Regions from separate parts of the Mus musculus genome. Here regions 1 and 3 are each linked to region 2. The links are chromatin loops, found by intact Hi-C in ENCODE. Cell type or tissue: heart. All regions are shown on one strand.

Region 1 (2,500 bases), 91 kb before region 2:
AACTTCTTATTCATATTCATGCAAATATAAGGTTCATGTTCTATTGCCTGAACAGGAGGGTTGAGGGGAAACTGAAGAGTCGATGCCAGATAATACCTACACTGTTACTCTAGGCAAAGGTTTCTAGGCAGTGGTAGGTACCCAGGAACTTTCTAGTACACACAGGCTACACACAGATAGGCTGCACACAGGTCACATAGTAGTAGCTACATAGACCTATGGGCAAACACACAGCAGGATGGTGAAGGCAAAGGGGCAGGCATAGGCCTCTGACTCCAAAGCTGTATTTTATATTGAATCCTACAATGTGGGAACTCTGCCAAAACAGTTCTGTAACAGGATGCATCACTGTTGATGTTGAGGTTCCCAGGACTCCTAGTGTCATTTGTTTAGTGCCAACTCATAGCTCCCCGAATGTCCCGAGTCAGTCATGTTTTACTTGGTTGACTTCTACCAGATATCCGTATCAAAGTCATGTTGTCTATGGCCTTTGGGTCCCAACAGCAAGACACCCTAATTTAACTCGGCAGGCCACAAATCCCCAAGAATAGCTACAAGAAAGTAAGCTAATCTGTAATAACCATGTGAGCTGGACATCATCATTCCCATTTTCCAGATTGAAAAAAAAAACCTGAGGTTTAAAACCTTGTTCACATTGTCAGAGATCACCCAACTCAGGTCCCACTGTCATCACACCACACTGCCCCTCCCAACTCACACAGTGAAACATAGCCCTGAACTATGGTCTAGTTTACTGCACTGGAGTCAAAGAGAAGTCCTCACCTGTGTAAGGAAGGGACGCCATCATAATACTGTGGACTGCCAAATGCATGCATGAATTCTTGCCCCTCTGTCCTCCTCTGTGAACTGTGCTGTCTATCTGGTTCTGTCATCCAGGTCTTTTTCGTCATTGGCAACAACCAACTTACGATTTTTGTGTGTGTTGGCAATACAATGTGCTGAGCACGTCAGTGCTGTCATCTTGCTGACATCTTCTGAGATTCCTTCCATGAGAGTGATTTCCATAGATTAAGCCTTGAATGGAGGCAGTACTCATCTGGATGACTAGAGAGGAAGAACTGACAGTTCAGCCAGTAGAAGGGAGCATAGCTTATTTCTGCTCCAGGGAGTCTACCAAGGATGGTCAAGTAATGACATCCACTTCTAATTATTAATAGCATTCATCCTATTAGCATTACTGTTCTGTCTTTAGAATTTTATGGAGCACAAAAGAGAACCAAAAAACTGGAGAGAAAAAATATGGGGAATCCAATAAAATCTGAGGCATGATTAAAATATAGTTTTATTTCCTATGGCTACTTTAATTTTATATTGATGTCAAAGAACCTCCCCCAGAAAGCTGCTATGCCCAGCTGGTACACCTGAGCCCTGGAGAGCTAACATGTCTTGTTAGTGACTCTGCATATTTGAATCATCTGGGAAGCTTTGAAAATCCCTCTGCCTGGATTTCCTGACAGGAGATTCTGATTTGACTGTCCTGGGCATGGGGAACTTTCAAAGGTCTCCTAGCACTCTACTGCGTAGCCAGCATTTAGCTGGCTGTGATCAGCTAGGCCACCATAAGAGCCTCTGCTTCCCAGTGGGTACCGTGAGTTCATGAGGTAGCAGGATTGGGCCAGCTGTCTTTGTTCAGTTTTCTTATGTCTTCTCTTCCATGTGTTCACTTTTCCTCTTTCCTTTCTTAAAGACCCCAAGACTTTCCAATTGGAAAGCACGTTGGCTTTGAAGAAAGACTGGGTGTGGAAAAGGCAAATCTCTCAGGCTGGTTTAGCTCTCTAATAATCCATTCCTCAATGTGGCTTCCTGATGGAATAGCAGACTAGAGCTGGTGGGAAATAAATGAGAGAGTGAGGGACTACAGTTCAGTGAGAAATACTAAATTGGAATTAAAGATTAGATTTTTTTTCTTCTGGCTTTGCCTCCTACCTGACCACGTGACTGACTTTGATAATAAAATGTAATAAATGATGATGATGATGATGAACTATTTTGTCCTTGGTGTTCTCTGGCTCAAGTATCTGGAGAAGAAAGGAAATTGTAACCAAAGGTGGACTAAGCAGTTCCAAGCAGGCTCTAGGCCCCTCATTGACTTGTGGCTAATGGGGGGAGACTGGCAGACTCTCATTCCCTCAGCACCGCCCTGCACTCAGCAGATGCTGCAGAACTCCAGGCTTTCTGGTCCCAGTGGGTAACCGTAGCTATCCATGTACTTCTCCCTGCTCAGACTTTGACCTGATCCTTTGGATGTTCTGCTACTTACCTCCCCCTTCCTGATATCAGACCCCAGTATTAGACCCTTTCCTTATTGTCCACTGGGCTTTCTCCTCCCTCTCCATCATTCTCTCTCTCCTGCTTGGGAATGTCACATTTTTTTGTGCTTTTCTAGTACCCAGCTAGATCTAATGGATCCCAAATGGGCTGTGTCATTTTTGACTCCAGAAACAGAGCTCTGCCTCCTAGTCTTAGGTGAGGAGATGTG
Region 2 (2,500 bases):
ATATAACCCTTGACAGTCAAGGGACTATTTCTATCTCTTACCCTGTAACTTTTGAAAGCACAGATACTGGCTTTTTTTTATTATTATTATTGGGTATTTATTTCATTTACATTTCCAATGCTATCCCAAAAGTCCCCCACACCCTCCCACACCCATTCTCCTACCCACCCACTCCCACCTCTTGGCCCTGGTGTTCCCCTGTACTGAGGCATATAAAGTCTGCATGACCAATGGGCCTCTCTTTCCACTGATGGCCGACTAGGCCATCTTCTGATACATATGTAGCTAGAGACATGAGCTCTGGGGGTTGGGGGGAGATACTGGTTAGTTCATATTTTTGTTCCACCTATAGGGTTGCAGATCCCCCCAGCTCCCTGGGTATTTCCTCCAGCTCCTCCATTGGGGGCCCTGTGATCCATCCAATAGCTGATTGTGAGCACCCACTTCTGTGTTTGCTAGGCCCCGGCATAGTCTCACATGAGACAGCTATATCAGGGTCCTTTCAGCAAAATCTTGCTAGTGTATGCAATGGTGTCAGTGTTTGGAAGCTGATTATGGGATGGATCTCCGGGTATGGCAGCCTCTAGATGGTCCATCCTTTTGTCTCAGCTCCAAACTCTGTCTCTGTAGCTCCTTCCATGGGTGCCTTGCTCCCAATTCCAAGAAGGGGCAAAGTATCCACACATTGGTCTTTGTTCTTCTCGAGCTTCATGTGTTTCGCAAATCGTATTTTATATCTTGGGTATTCTAAGTTTCTGGGCTAATATCCATTTATCAGTGAGTACATATCATGTGAGTTCTTTTGTGATTGAGTTACCTCACTCAGGATGATGCCCTCCAGGTCCACCCATTTGCCTAGGAATTCCATAAATTCATTCTTTTTAATAGCTGAATGGATACAGAAAATGTGGTAAATTTACACAATGGAGTACTACTCAGCTATTAAACAGATACTGGCATTTTACTATTCACCTATAGATGAGTTTCTAGAGCTGCCCAGGAGGCAAGAAGGGGGAAGACATGATTTCTGTGCTGCATCACTGACTGCTCCAAGTTCTACTGAACCCCTCTGACTATGCAGGATTTTGTTTTCAGTCTTAGGGATGATCTACCTAGGTAATCCAGTCTGCAATGGGAAGCCTGAGCCATTTATGCAACAGTAACAAATTCAAGATGTTTCTGAAGGTCAGTCAGTTTCACCAAATCCCTCGACTGAAAGAATCCCAGGGATTTTGCCCTGTGTTGGCATCATGGCCCTGGAAGTATATTTCTATGTTGGGAACCCAAAAGATTCTGTGAGCATCTGTTGTGTATTGTGAACTTTCCAAGGACCAATTCACCAAGGCAATGATGGTATTTTAGGAATATGTTCTTGTTTTGTCATGTAGCAATCCTATTCTGTGTATATCAGGAGTGTTTCAGGTACATTCAAAGCTATGAATTAGTCATGTATTTGATTAGATATAACAACAGAGCTCCTGGCAGGTCAGTTCTCAACCTGAGCCAAGGCGTCAGTCATGCCAGCAGCCACAGCTCTCCTATCTCTGCCAGTGTCCTGAATTACTGGCAGAATTCAGCTCTAGGTCAGACGTCAGTCCAAACTCAATTCCTGTGTCTAACAAGGTCATTGGAATTGCATTTTTTAAAATATGCAGGCAATGCTCTACATGAACAGCATTAACTGGCATACACTGAGTTATACTTCTGCTAAGAAAACAGCTCCCACTGCAGAAATCTTTACCAGTTATTGTTAGGTGAATAAGTTCTGGCCAGAAGCAACGCCAGCGTGGGAGTCTGGGGTCTTTGGCTTCTCAGCTATGCTGGCCTCACATAGCTCACAGAGCAGCCATTTGGCAAATATTTTCTTTTTAATTGAAACAATTTATAAGTTTGATATGGTGAATCAAAAAATGGGAGAGAACTGTTTCTCACTGTATAAGGTTATCAAAAGTGATAATAGTACAGAAAGAGCCTCTACGTGGACAGATGTTCTGATTTCTCCAAAGCACTGCCGTCATCATCGAGAGTACAGGGAAAGAATTAAATAATAACCTGAAGACGTCCCCTACTCCTCCAACTGTCCCAGCTCTTGTTGGAGAACCAGCGTGACTTGACACTTTTGCCCGCAGAACATCTTGTGAATAAATGCATCTCCAAAGGAATGCATGTGAACAGGAGAGAGTGATTAGTTATCAGTGAATGTCTACCTAGATGTAAGGAAGAAACACTTCATCTGCTCCTTGACAGGACCACCCAGGCTTCATGGCAATACATCACTAGTGGTGCAAGAGACAGGGACTTCACAGAGCCTGGTAAAGAGCCCTTTCCTGTGTATAAACACATGTTAGCAGCTCACTCCTTTGGTAGAGAGCATTGCCAATTAAATCTCGAGGTTTTGATACTCATCAGACACTGGTTATTAGGAAAAGCAGTTAAGTGTTTGGCTGGGTTCAATGTGTATGTTATCTGTGAAGGTATAGTTCAAATGAAATTTCCTAAA
Region 3 (2,500 bases), 100 kb before region 2:
TAGAATACTCAAGGACTTCAAATTCTGCACAAAGTTCAAACCTCCTACCCTAGCATATTGGGCCTATAAAATCTGTAAAATATTCTGTTTCATTTTATCACTTTATCATCCGTGTTATCACTCATTATTGTATGCTACCCTGAATCTTCTGCAGTCCCTGTGACTGAAGAGCCGTGGACGTCTCTGGCTTTCCCAAGCTTGTTTCTGTTTCTTGATTATTTCACTCACTAGCTTTGGTTCTAGAACAAAGCATTTCAAAGGCATTCTTTAGATCTTGCTTGCTGGTGTGTCTTGTGGGAAACACACACCAACTGTGTTTGGTGTAGTTATTCCTGTATTTCATTGTGTGTGCTTCTGTCTCCTGGGACTACAGCTTCTCTGAGCTCCTACCCCCACGTTAATACCCCCCAGGACAGAGACCACATACATCTTCCTCTCTTATGCTCTGCAGGATGCAATGCACACAAACTATGCAGCAAAATGTCTTAATAGTCAAATGTCTGGTAGAGTCTTGGTTGTGAAGAACAAAGCTTACTTCTGGTACTCAGCAATGTCACCAGACGTCGGGCAGCCAAGTACCTGACAGAGATGACAAGAGGTCCCTTTGATTATACTGAGAATTTGGGGACACAGGTTTGAAGAGATATAAAGAGCCAAGAAGATTTATATGAACTTTGTTGTTTTACTGTCACTTGACTAAAGCCAGATAGTTGTTCATCCACAATTTTTTCAAGTTCCTACCAAAATAACTAATTTTCCCAAATGTTCGATAGTTTCTAACACTAAGTAGTTTATAACATAAAATGGATAAATGTGTTAGCGATGGGCTGCCACATTGAATTGATGGGCTATGAATTCCACATTGTCTTTTCCTGGTTAGAATTACCCAGAGGAGGCATTCATATTGTCTCCTCTATACTGAATTCTAAGGGTTTAAATGCTTATAAATATATTTATAGGATTGAAATATAAAATTAAATAAAATTTAAGTATATATCAGATTTAAATATATGTATGAAGACTGTTTTTAAGTTTGCAGATGATCCATGGATGAAGATGAAGTATTTGTCTTATTACACGCTTCATGCCATTGTAGTATCATACAATTCAGACGCATTAAAAATACTTAGTCATACTTCCAGGGTTTCTGCCAAACTTCTGTTGGTTGTAATGTAGTATTTAATTTGTCTTGAATTTCTTTCTTGTGTGAACTGGTGGTGGTGATAGTAAGAATGTACCCATTCCAACTTTTATTTTACACCATTTGAAAAGAAGTCCTGTCATACCTCAAAGGAGCCACTAGAGTGTATACTCATTGGTCCCATTATATTCTATAATCTGTTCTTCACTGAGCTAATGAAGACACACAGTGGAGACAGCTGCTTGTTGGCTTGCCACTGAATTCTCTCATGTGTAACACAGGGCCCAGCAAGTATCAAACATGAACGATTTAAATCCCTGGATTAATGCACTGACTGAACATTTTTATTGTGGCATGTTCAGATTTTGTCTAGAGCAAAAATCTCTCCAATATTCTGGATAGAAAGATGTTGGCCCCTCGCCATAGGAGAGCTGTAGATGAGGGCTGGAAGCTTCCCTTTCAGCAGATCTGAAAAGGGAGGGCGGCAGGGTAGCCACTGCTTATGAACCTGGCTGTAGGAGCACTGCAGAGAGTTGTTCTCAGGCCGGTGTCTGTGGCCACTGGAAACTTTTGCTGATGATCTCAGAGCCCGCTTATAGCAGGTGATTCCTGGGAGATGTGTCGGCAGCCAGGCAGTGCGGCCAACGATGATCTCATTCGCCTGCCAACAGCTGCTCCGAGAAAAGTGACTTCTCTTCCAAATGTTATGAATGTCTCATTGGCACAATCTATTTTTGAATGATATGGAAACAGGTTTCTGGGAAATGGAGTTCTTTAGTGTAGATAACTGTGAGCATAATAACAGTTGATAGATAAGCTGCAATCCATCCTAAGATCATTAGCTGAGAAGTGTTTGTTTGTTTGTTTTTTATTTTTTTTGGATGGGGAGTGGGGGAGTTTTAAACACACACACACACACACACACACACACACACACACACACATACACATACACATACACATACACATACACATACACATACACATACACATACACATACACATACATATACATATGTATATGTATTGCCTCCCCCCAGGGTCTTACTATGTACTTTTGGCTAGCCTGGAACTTCCTATATGGACTAGATTAAAACACAGCTATCTCTGGCTCCTGAGTGCTGGAATTAAAGGCATATGCCAACATACCAGGTTAGAAGGAAGCTCTTTACTGAAGTAAGAAGTAATTAGTCTGCAGCGTCCATGAAGAGAAAAGAACCAGTCTCCCCTCTGTCCTTCCCTCCCTCCCTCCTCTCTTTTGCTTTTCATCTATGGCATCATTGTTATTATTACCATTTTTTATTTATAAATTTGTATAATTTTATGTATTTTGTGTTATCATATAATTGAATTTTTAAC

What was found. Peaks named below come from ENCODE experiments on the same cell type or tissue, not always from the same donor. Only the 100,000 strongest peaks of a DNase experiment are listed, where the experiment ranks them.
Region 1: a loop joins it to region 2, with 2.1 times the contacts of the local background. A loop is called at or near these places in 2 of 42 quality-filtered maps.
Region 3: it touches region 2 in a loop (2.2-fold over the local background); 2 of 42 quality-filtered maps call a loop at or near these places.

Annotation. Positions count from the first base shown.
Region 1 is chr3:133,681,091-133,683,590 of GRCm38, forward strand. No RefSeq gene overlaps it. Among named protein-coding and RNA genes, the nearest start is that of Gm40153, 19 kb to the left of the region's middle. In heart, no CTCF peak of the experiment used is centred here; no DNase peak of the experiment used is centred here.
Region 2 is chr3:133,772,163-133,774,662 of GRCm38, forward strand. No RefSeq gene overlaps it. Among named protein-coding and RNA genes, the nearest start is that of Gm6135, 18 kb to the right of the region's middle. In heart, no CTCF peak of the experiment used is centred here; a DNase peak (open chromatin) is centred at 1,519.
Region 3 is chr3:133,671,557-133,674,056 of GRCm38, forward strand. No RefSeq gene overlaps it. Among named protein-coding and RNA genes, the nearest start is that of Gm40153, 9.4 kb to the left of the region's middle. In heart, a CTCF peak has its summit at 1,296; a DNase peak (open chromatin) is centred at 1,725.